Regions from separate parts of the Homo sapiens genome. Here region 2 is linked to region 1. The links are chromatin contacts, found by Hi-C or POLR2A ChIA-PET in ENCODE. All regions are on one chromosome and are shown on one strand. Each heading gives the region's core, a stretch centred on a gene start or an enhancer-like site at or near the end of the contact. The rest is flanking DNA. Distances are from core to core; before and after follow the strand shown. Region 1 has its middle 140 kb from the start of MIR4316. Region 2 has its middle 130 kb from the start of LINC01987.

Region 1 (5,516 bases), core at 1-2,500:
TTGCTGTGGACTAATTCTCATTTCAACATGTGGCTGTCATTTCCCTGTCATCATGGCTGATTTACAACAGGGTTTAATTAAATTCTCTGTACATTATTCAGCATTCTCCAAAGACAACACCAGAGAGGCCCGGGGTATTTAAAATGTCACCTGCTGAGACATATCACCTCTTCCTAAATAAATATGACAGTGATCAAACTTTGGCTAATTACAGTGACTTAGTTATTTGTTTGTATGTTTTAATATTTAATTGCTTTCATGTTCATCCAATTACTGAGCCACAGCAAATAGAAATTAACTTTTTATCAGCGTGACTCAGCCCAGCTCATAAGCACTCCAAAGCCTCAATACAATAGGAACTGCCCAAGCTGAGGATCACAGCCATGTTCTCAGCTCAGTGGACGGGGCCATTAAATTAAGGGAGAATCCTCACGGCTCCATCCCCGTTCCCAGCCTGCATGGGGCTGCGGGCCCAGCTTCCAGGAGCATCTAACTCAAAGCCAAGCAGCTGAGCGAAGGAACGCAGGCAGGGCTTCTAATTCCACACTGACACCCGATGGCCACTCTGTGCAACTGCCCCGGGTCCTTCAGATACTTAAGATTCCTGGGGAGATGAATAGGAACTCCTGGGTACACAGAAGTGAGAGTTTTTGAGTTCCCATATCAGTAACCTAAGTTTCTCCTCACCAGGGAGGCTCTTTCTTGATGGTCCTCCAGCTTTGAGGGCCATCTGCTCCTCTGGAGACGTCCTGGCTCCTTCTGCCAAGCTTCCTGGGACAAAGGGGACACCTGAGGGCTGGTTGAGTGCCTGCTGTTTTTAGAAACGGGAGCCAGGATAGGAACACAGCCCATCACCACCCGTCTTCTGATCAAATGCATTAGCCAGTCCTCAAAATCGTCCACCACGCCCTTGAAAGCCAATTCCTCTGATGTTATCTTAAAAGCTCCCCCTGGCTCTCTTTCCCACCCATCGTTCCAATACATCATTGACATCTTGACATCCACTCTTCTCCCAAGGCTAGCCTGGGCATGGAAGAATTTCTGCAGAATTTTAGAAATAAAAAAAAGAGGAAGAAGTAAGCCTTTCTGGGAAGCTTCAGCAATTCCAAATGGGATAAGCAAGTTCTACCTCCAGCCTAATCCCACAGCCTCATGGGATGTTGGCTTAAAATGTTCAACTTTCCAAAAATAAAAAATAATCTTTCCACGCACTTAACATCTTATCTCTCCTGCTCAGCTGTAAGCTCCTTAAGTGGGGGTGGGGAGGCTCAGAAACCAGAAGAGAGGCAGCTGGGGTAAGAGCTGCAGAAAATGCTGGCTGACCAGCTCTCTGTGGAAGGGGCCATGCCTGGCCTTTGTTGTTGTTGTTTTTAATAAGTACTTAAAACAAGTTAATAATATTTATATAAAGTAATATTTCTCCTATGATTCACTTTCAATTTATTTTAGAAAAAAATATATAAGTGTACCCAAAATTCCAAATCAATTTAAAGTAAGAACTCTCAGTTTTTGTCTAATACATCTTATTTTATCTTATTTTGAGACAGAGTCTTGCTCTGTCGCCCAGGCTGGAGTGCAGTGGCTCAATCTCGGCTCACTGCAACCTCCCCTTCCCGGGTTCAAGCGATTCTCCCCCTCAGCCTCCCAAGTAGTTGGGACTACAGGCACGAGCCACCATGCCCGGCTAATTTTTGTATTTTTAGTAGAGACAGGGTTTCACCATGTTGGCCAGGCTGGTCTCAAACTCCTGATCTCAAGTGATCCGCCCGCCTCGGCCTCCCCAAGTGCTGGAATTACAGGCGTGAACCACCACACCCGACCCAATAAATACTTTAACGTCCAAAAAAAATTAAAAATGGTTGGAAGAGTGTTTCTTGATAAATATCAACATTTCTTCAACGTAGTTGCCTGGTCTTTGTAAGGAGTGTGGCTCACTCGGGGCAGCCGGGGGTCCTACAAGGAAATGCATTCATTCATTGAGCAAACAACCTCTACCGTGCGCTAGTGCACTAGGTATGGATTTAGTGATGATAGAAACAACCACCACAGGAAGAGACAAGGTCCCTGTCCTTGTGGCGCTGAAGCTGGAAGGAAACTCACAGATAATTCCGAGTGGGTGAGCTGAGGTGTGGGGAGGAGACGCGGAGACCGCAGGGGCGACCTGCCTGGTCTGAGGAGCTGGGAAAGGCTTGCCTGGGGAGGCCGCATGTGAGCTGACAGCTGAAGACAGACAAAGAGCCTTTTTCAATTAACAAAGAGGAAGAGGCCTCGCGGAAGATTTTTCCTGGGGGCTCAGAGTTTATGCAAATTAACCCAGCCCAGAACGAGGAATTCTAATTGGCCCCAGCAGGTGCCTCCTCGGCAGGGTCGTCCTGCAGTTGGGCACCTGTGTGAACGTCTCCATCAGGGTCCCCGAGGCCAGCACTGGCTGTCAGACCCAGTCTCCTCAGACCCGGAGATTTTTACCTGAAATTCACATTGAGTCTTCACTCCCCGTTCCTTTCGAACTAACTCCCCCTGACAGGCAAGTCCTTATAGAAAGCGACAAAGCTTCCAGTCCTGTGGCTTGGCTGAGAACGACTGAGAAACCAGGATGGGAAGAGGCCAAAGAGGACACAGTGGACTGAGCTGGGCTGGGCATCGGGGAAGGCTGGACCTCAGGGTCGTCAGGTCCCTGCAACGCGGGGCTGGCTCCGACGGTCCCTCTGGAAGGCGAAGCACTGCTGCACTAGTGAATTCATCCAGTGCATCCTCACAGAGCCCACCAGAACAAGGCGGTGGCAGGACTGGGGTCAGGGCTTCCCTTAGGTGCCACACGTTGTCACTGCCAGGATGAGGCATGGGAGCTCTGGCTGTGCCCACTTAAGCCCATCTGGAGGAGCAGGAAGTGCCACACCTAGAAGGTGGCAGGTGTGTTGAGGATGTGAATAAAGGTCAGCAGAGTGCCACAGGGAAAGTCAGCTGATGGCAGTGGGGACAGGGGTCCGGGTGGAAGGAGCCATTGGACATGGCTCATGGCAAAGCCAGCCTGGTGCTTCGGAGAAACTGGAGCGCAAAATACACAACAGAAGGGGCAAGAGAGGAGCCGCCCTGGCCCTGCAGGTAAGGATGAGCCTTCAAGCCAGATTAAGGAGTCAGGCTGTATCCTGAGGGCAAAGGAGAGCCACTGCAGGCTTTCCATGGAGGAGTGAGGAAACTGAGCACAAAGTAGATGTTCTTTAAACACCTTTGAGGCTGGGTGTGGGGGCTCGTAATCCCAACACTTTGAGAGGCCAAGGCAGGAGGATCATTTGAGGCAGGAGTTCAAGACCAGCATGGGCAACATAGTCAGACCCCCATCTCTACAAAAATATTTTTTAAAATTAGCCGGGCATGGTGGCATGTACCTGTGGTCCCAGCTACTCTGGAGGCTGAGGCGGGAGAATTGCTTGAGCCTGGGAGGTTGAGGCTGCAGTGAGCCAAGACTGTACCACGGCACTCCAGCTTGGTGGACAGGGCAAGACCCTGTCTTGCTACCTAGGAGGGGCCCACCAAGATTCACCTCCTAAGCAGAAACTCAGGTATGGTTGAAAGGGGCTTATTAAGGCTAACAAGACTCTCACCCCTATCATTCAGGAAACTCTAAAAGTTTTAGAAGCTCTTCTACCAGGAACAAAGTCCAAATATATATTGTTTATTATATCACAGTATCACATATTATAATCCCTAAGTTAGCCGCTATTAAAAATGCAAAAGTACAGCTAAAATGCCAATAAACTAATTAAAATGGGGATACCAAAAAATATGATTAACCTAAAAGAAGTCAGGAAAAGAGAAACAGGGAAACAAAACAAAACAAAAAAAACAGAAGGGACAAAAAGAGAACAAATGTCATAATGGCAGATCTAAATCCAGCTACATCTATAATCACGCTTAACAGAAATGCACTGAACATCCCACTTAAAAGGCAGAGATAATCTGGCTGAATAACACTGCAAGATCCAGCTATGTGTCATCTCCAAGAGATACATTTTATTTTTTGTTTTGTTTTGTTTTTTGAGACGGAGTCTCGCTCTGTCGCCCAGGCTGGAGTGCAGTGGCGCAATCTCGGCTCACTGCAAGCTCTGCCTCTGGGGTTCATGCCATTCTCCTGCCTCAGCCTCCCAAGTAGCTGGGAATACAGGCACCCGCCACCATGCCTGGCTAATTTTTTGTATTTTCAGTAGAGACAAGGTTTCACCGTGTTAGCCAGGATGGTCTCGATCTCCTGACCTCATGATCTGCCCACTTTGGCCTCCCAAAGTGCTGGGATTACAGGCGTGAGCCACCGTGCCTGGCCGAGATATATTTTAAATATAAAGACACAGACAGACTAAAAATAAAAGGATAAAAAAAAGTATGACAGGCAAACAATAAGTGCAAAAAACAGGTGTGGCTATGTTACTGTAATAGGCTCAAGACAAAGAGTATTGCCAAAGAGATAGAGGGAGACTGCATAATGACGAAAGGATATGTTTATTGGGAAATCCTAACAATCTTAAATGTATATGCATCTAATAACAATTTCAAAATAAATAAAGCAAAACCTGTCAGAATTAAAAGGAGAAATAGACAAATCCAAAAATTACAGTTGGAGATTTTAATACCTTTCTTTCAGCAACTGACAGAGTCAGTAAACAAAAAAAATCAAAAAATCAGTAAGGACATTGAGCATTCTAACAACTATTGTGACCTAATTGATATTTAAGGTCCACTACACCCCGTGATTACAGAATACATGTTCTTTACAAAGGCACGTGGAGCCCTCACCAAGATAGTCCATATGCTGAGACATAAAATAAGTCTGGACCAATTTTGAAGATCAAAATCTCACAGAGTATGACCTCAGATACAAAGGAATTATATAAAAGGAAAACATCTGTCTTAAGCCAAACCATCTGAAACATGCCCATCCAAATTTAGGGAAACTCATACAGCCAGATAAATAGACACAAATGTAATTTTATTAAGATCTTACATTAATATTCGTTCAGATTAATGTACACTGCCTCTCCCCAGCTGCTCTGAATCTCTGTGGTTTTGCCAGCCCCACCAGCCAAGTCTGCACTGAACCTAAAGCTCATTATCATTGTGACAACCTCCCATCACCTGCTGCTGGCACCTCTCTTGTGACACCCATTATTCTCTCTCTTGTTTTGTGATGGGGTAAGACAGCACATTCCTGGTCCTTTCTCCCCGACTGTCAGCTCCTCAAGGGCAGCATCAGGACCCGACACACGGTAGGCACCCAAAGGGCATGCTGCATGAAAGTGATTGCCGGCCGGGCGCAGTGGCTCACACCTGTAATCCCAGCACTTTGGAAGGCTGAGGCGGGTGGATCACCTGAGGTCAGGAGTTCGAGACCAGCCTGGCCAACATGGTGAAACCCGTCTCTACTAAAAATACAAAGATTAGCTGGGCGTGGTGGCGGACGCCTGTAGTCCCAGCTACTCAGGAGGCTGAGGCGGAAGAATCGCTTGAACCCGGTAGGTGGAGGT
Region 2 (5,516 bases), core at 1,618-4,117, 60 kb before region 1:
CCCATCCCTGAAGAATTTACTACAGGAGAAGGCAAAGTCATCCTGCCGTATTTTTAACTGATCGCCTGCTTGTGCCTGTTTGCTGAGATTTATTCTCCCATTAATCACTGCCCTCCCTTCATTCATGTTAAATATAAAATTGATTAGGAAAGATCCCCAACATGGTTTAAAAAAATAATTAGCTGCTACATCATGTTGCCCACAGTGTGACAGAAAGGAGTGATTAAATTAGGAATATTAAAACCCCATTAATCTGCGCTTAACTTAAGCTCTGCTTGTTCATCTCATGGTGGTGCTTATTATTTCTGACACTGAAAGATATTTGAATTACCAGCTGCAACAAGGTCACTTGCTGAAAGATGTCAGGTCAGCCATTAGTCAAAGGCGGGAGAGGCGACCAGAAGTGGGGACTGCCCATGTGTCAAGGAGGCCCCCACTTGAAGATGCCATTGCGAAAGTGGGCAATGTACCGCACTCTGGCAGGGCCGGGCTGCAGGCACCCTTAGGGCTTTGCCACACACCTCCTCTCCGTCACTTCCCACTGGTCACTTGTGAGGGTAGGGACATCTGTGGTGTCCTGGGCAAGCATCTTTTGCCCCAGCCCCAGCGGAGCCTCCACCTCTTGTCTGTGGGTTCTTGAATGCATGCACTCTAATGACAGTGATTATCTAAGAATGGCAAATGTCGCCTGTTGGATGCTTGCACGTCCCCAGCACCAAACGGAGCTCCTTTGCATCTTTTATCTCCTTCATTTCATCAACAGCCCTGAAAAGTGGCCAGCTCTGGCCTCATTTAACAGGTGAGGGATCTAAGGCCCAGATCCAGACACTCGGCTAAGGTCACACAGCGGGCAACCAGCAGAAGTGGAATTCAGCCCCATCTGTTGGGCTCCAAAGGGACACCCTTGGCCACTCGGAGTCCACAGGTCTTCTTCAAGAGGACGTGGCCATGCAAAGGCACAGGGATGCTGTTTTGGGAATCAGTCCTGTGTTGCATGATTTAAAAATGAGTTCCAGGCCAGGCACGGTGTCTCATGCCTGTAATCCCAGCACTTCGGGAGGCCAAGGGGGGCAGATCATGAGATCAAGAGATTGAGCCCATCCTGCCCAACATGGTGAAACCCCGTCTCTACCAAAAATACAAAAATTAGCTGGGCATGGTGGGGCATACCTATAGTCCCAGCTACTCAGGAGGCCGAGGCAGGAGAATCTCTTGAACCCGGGAGGCAGAGGTTGCATTGAGCCGAGATTGCACCACTGCACTCCAGCCTGGACAACAGAGTGAGACTCCATCTCAAAAAAAAAAAAAATGAATTCCAACAGCAATGACAAATCAACTACTATTGCAGAGTGTGGAGCTGGGTACCAAGCGAGAATCTCCCTAGAGCCTGCCCCACCCCCACCCCTGTAGTCTGGTACCTGGGAGCTGGAGACAAGTCAGCAACAGGGATAAAAGGCTTCTCACCCCTCATTTCTCCTTAGAGTAAGAATTTGGCTAATGTCTGCTTTCAGCCATGTCTTCATCTACTTCTTCTTCCCCTTTAATGTCACTTGTGCTCTGTTACATGAATCTGAATCACACCCAAATACAGTCATGACTCTAGCCCTGGAGGGACAGGCAGGGATGGTCGCTTTCCTGATGTCAGGCCCACTTGCGCTGCCCATGCTGGTGTCCCCTCTGCTGGGTCTGGGGTGGCTGCCTGAGGTCTGCGTTCAGAGTGTGCCTGGGGCTGGGCTAGACCAAGGAGGCATCTCCCTGGAACAGCTGGAAGTGGCAACATCAAAAGGGTGAAGGTGAGCTGATCTGTGGGGAGAACGCCAGGGTCCGTGGCTCGGGATCCGCCGTCAGGTCTGAACAGAGAGTGAGCGTGCCTCATGGCGGTAGTCCATAGATCTCTCCTGAATAAATGAAGCCAGGGAAGGGCAGCTGCGATGTGAGGTCAACGCTAGTTCAGGAAGGAGAGCAGGAGATGCACAAGGCCAGGGGCTCGGAGCAGGGAGGCTGTGGGGGGCGGGGGCTTTTGCACCAAGTCCTGGCCACCGGGCCCCAAGGGGCAGGCCCCTCAGTCTCTGTCTGACCCCAGACATCTCCTCTGATGCAGACTGTGCTGTGCACTGTCCCTGCGCTCAAGCTCCTCTTCCTCATCTTCATGAGTGCTCTGTCCACACCTCCCTCGGGGCTCTGGGCTCTTTCTCCCCGGCGCCGGTAATCCCTTTCCTCCCTCTCCCTTCACAAGGAAAAGCTGTGTTGAGCATGGATAGAGACCAGCTTTCCTGGGACTTTTGGCCATCTGGTTCTCTGAGCGAGCACAACCCTGCCTCGACCTCCGTGGCTTCTCCCCACCCCTGACCACACGCTCACAGGGCCCTGTGGGCCCCACTCCTGGTACCAAGTCCCTCGGTTCCCCAGGTGCCCGGCGTGCTCAGGTGCTTGGTTGAGGTTATGGAATTGAGTCTAAGTGGGACTGGAGACCCCCTGGTTCACCCCCCTCATGCCACTGATGAGAAATGAAATCCAGTCCATCATTGACTTTGCCCTACTCGAACTGTTGGCTAGTCACTGGCTGCTTAGAAGAAATTCACACTGATTATTTAAGAGCAGAAGCATTCAGATCCCATAGAAAGAGTTTTTCTCCATAAAGGATGCCTGGGACAGCCCAGCGTTGGTTCCTGTTACACAGTGTTCTCTCCGTCGCATGCTTACCAGATGTGTCAGTGAGGGACAGGCCTGGGAGGAGATGTGTCTGGACTTGGGCACCCCTGCTTGCCCCAAATAACCACAGTCACGTGCTGGCCACAATGCCAGACAGTCCAAAAGTTGTGAGCCAAGCGGGCTGGCAGCCCCGGCCCCCACTATTCCTTCTTAAATGGCAGAGAAAGAGCTTCCCTTGACCCCCACAAGTTTTCTGCCTGTGGCAGATGTGGGGTTGTCAGTTCCCTGGTGGGGGCCCGGGTCCAGAAGCACTCAGCTGGATTACTGGAAAAACGAAGATACAAGCCTATAAAAACAGCCTGGCTCCCAGTGAATTCCTGAAGCTGGCTATTTATAGAGGTGGTTTGGAACAACCTAGGGCCTCCCCGCAGGCCTCCTCAGAACCTCCAGGGCAGCCACACAGAGGGAGCACATGACAGATGGGACAGAATGCCTACCTGGCCCACTATTTCACAGGGCACACAGTACTTCTGTGTCTGCACGTGCTCTCCAGGATGCTGTACCAGGCAGATTCAGACCTCAGGCTCCTGGAGAGCTGCCATTGCTCAGGCTGGGGCCAGGCTCTGCGATATTCTGGAAGGGCAAATTGAGTTCCCACCATCTTCAGCACAAATACTGGGGTTAGGGGAGGCACTGAGAATGGTCTGACAACAGTCGGTTTGATTTTACACCATTAACTGCATAAAACGTTCTGGAGAAAATGTATTTCATCATGAATTCTGGGCAAAGTATATTACAAGAATAAGAGAGAGATCCTTTCCATCTTTCAGGCTCTTTATGAGTGGCGGGACAGCTTCTGGGTAGGGCCCTGGGAAGGGAGACTGCTGTGGGCTCAGCACCTCCTCCATCCCTCCGCCCCCATCCTGCCCCTGGGGAGCACAAGGCTCGCCCTGCGTCCTGGCCCTGGGACTGCGCAGAGCTTGTCACATTGCAAGAATCATGAGCCAGCCAGAAGGAAAGGGCAGAGAGACACCAGCAAGCCTCAAAAAAATAACCCTGCCCTCCCCGCCTGTGGCCTGAAGTCATTGCGTTAGCCAGAACCCGGAGAATTAAAATCAATTTGATGTGTAGCTTTCTCTGGCTAATGAGCTTTGAAGAGGATTGAGAGTTTAACGCTTCCATTTTCTCAGCAAGAAGGTGATCTGGGCAGGCAGGGGCAGCCCCAGAAGGTGAGGGTTGGGATTTGAGCAGGGTAGAAAGGGTTAGCGCTGTCATTCTGAGTGGTGACCTGGGACGGGGTTGAGGGAAGGGGTGGTGTTGAGGGGAACCTTTACTTGGACAGTCCTGTGGACAGCGAGCAGGGAAGGAGGTGAGAGGCTGTGAACCCACCTCCCACTGAGCAAGCTTGGCACAGGCACCAATGCCAGCAAGGGCTTCTGGGCAGAGAAAGTTGGAGCCTGAACAGGAAGGGGTGTGAGAGAGAGTTAGGAGAGCCTGACTTTGCAAAAAACACAGCGGAAGGTTCCTGGGGAGGAAGGACAGTGGCTGGGAGCTGGCGGGAAAATCCAGTCTTGACTGGAGGGGACCAAGGGAGGCTTCAAGCTACGCCCAGCTCAGTGAGCCACCTCAGACCAGCCAGCGGGGCGAGGACAGGAGCCCGCACCTGGAGTGAGAGGCCCTGGACTCCAGCCCCCGCTCTGCCATTTACCAGCTGTGTGGCCTCAGATCCTTCCTGATGATTTTAGGCCTCACTCCCTGCATCTGTAGAATGGGGTGATGATGAGTTCATGTGAAGAGGGAGTAAGCCTGGCACACAGTAGGTGCTCAGTAAATGCTTGTGAGGCTGGACCAACCCCTTTCTTGTACTCTTTATACACTGGGAGGATTCACGAGACAACAATTGAGACAGGGTCCTGCTGCTGAGGGAGGTCAGACGCCTGGCCGGTCAAACTCAGGTGTCCTCAAGGCCCTAATACCTCTCAATTCACCTGCTTCAGGTGAGGTTGACCTCTCTGCCTTTCGGGGTTCCCCCAAAACAGAGCCTGAGACAAGGCCTTGGGTGCAGGTAGTGTAGGTGGGAGGTGACTCCAGGAAGCTGGAGTGAGGGGCAGGGCAGTGAGATCCGGGTGGGGAGAAAGCCAATGTGAGGATGTCACTGGGCTGGTGATCAGCGTGGCCAATTGCGAGGATGCCACTGGGCTGGTGATCAGCGTGGCCAATTGTGAGGATGATACTGGGCTGGTGATCAGCGTGGTCAATGGGAGGATGACACTGGGCTGGTGATCGGTGCGGGCAACAGGGGCTCAGACCCACCAGGAGCCCTCTGAAAAATCCGTGGGATCTGCCTCTGAGTTGTCCCTCCATGGGCGCAGACTATTGTCCCCCATTGGCAGACGGTTGTCCCAGGGCATGGTATCTCCCAAGCTTACCCTGCCCTTAGCTATGGAAAAAGCCCTGAGTCAGAAGACAGGAGGAAAGATGGGACCTACCCACACAGCCACACCTGAACTCACAGGGGTAAGAGGCCATGGGCCCAGAAAGTGTCTGCTGTACCTTCCCCTCAGCTGCCTGCCCGAATATGAGCCCTCCATTCAGCATGTGCTGTGATTGGCTCCAGTCTCTCCAACAGCCTGTTGGGAAAGCATAGCTGGCTTTCAGGTGGTCTTAAAGTTGGTGAGACAAAAGTGTGGAGCTTCCACCATGGAAAAACAGCTCACCTGGGAATTATGTGAACACACAGGAGACCAGCAAGAGACAGAGAGACACTGGATCCTGACCATATTGTTGGAGCACCTGGATCCAGCCATACCTGAAGCTGTTGTAGCCAATGAATTTTCCTCTTCTTTATTTGAATTTGGGATTTT

What was found. A loop is a pair of places that touch in the nucleus more often than their neighbours do. ChIA-PET counts read pairs that join two places held with the same protein, here RNA polymerase II (POLR2A). Pooled maps may share reads with other maps.
Region 2: a map of endothelial cell of hepatic sinusoid shows a loop between it and region 1 (7-fold over the local background). The contact joins two enhancer-like sites. A Hi-C loop is called at or near these places in 18 of 168 maps with a recorded cell type or tissue (Caco-2, PC-3, Right ventricle myocardium inferior and 13 more) and 19 of 50 pooled maps. POLR2A ChIA-PET finds 5 or more read pairs at or near these places in 2 of 52 experiments (A549 and Panc1).

What each region holds. Positions count from the first base shown.
Region 1 is chr17:77,537,924-77,543,439 of GRCh38, reverse strand. No RefSeq gene overlaps it. Among named protein-coding and RNA genes, the nearest start is that of MIR4316, 140 kb to the right of the region's middle. Within about 2 kb of position 1,250, at least 5 of the 41 ENCODE cell types and tissues checked have a DNase peak (open chromatin) inside an H3K27ac peak, as active enhancers do; they include heart right ventricle, where a contact is called at or near this core.
Region 2 is chr17:77,599,847-77,605,362 of GRCh38, reverse strand. No RefSeq gene overlaps it. Among named protein-coding and RNA genes, the nearest start is that of LINC01987, 130 kb to the left of the region's middle. Within about 2 kb of position 2,867, at least 16 of the 41 ENCODE cell types and tissues checked have a DNase peak (open chromatin) inside an H3K27ac peak, as active enhancers do; they include heart right ventricle, where a contact is called at or near this core.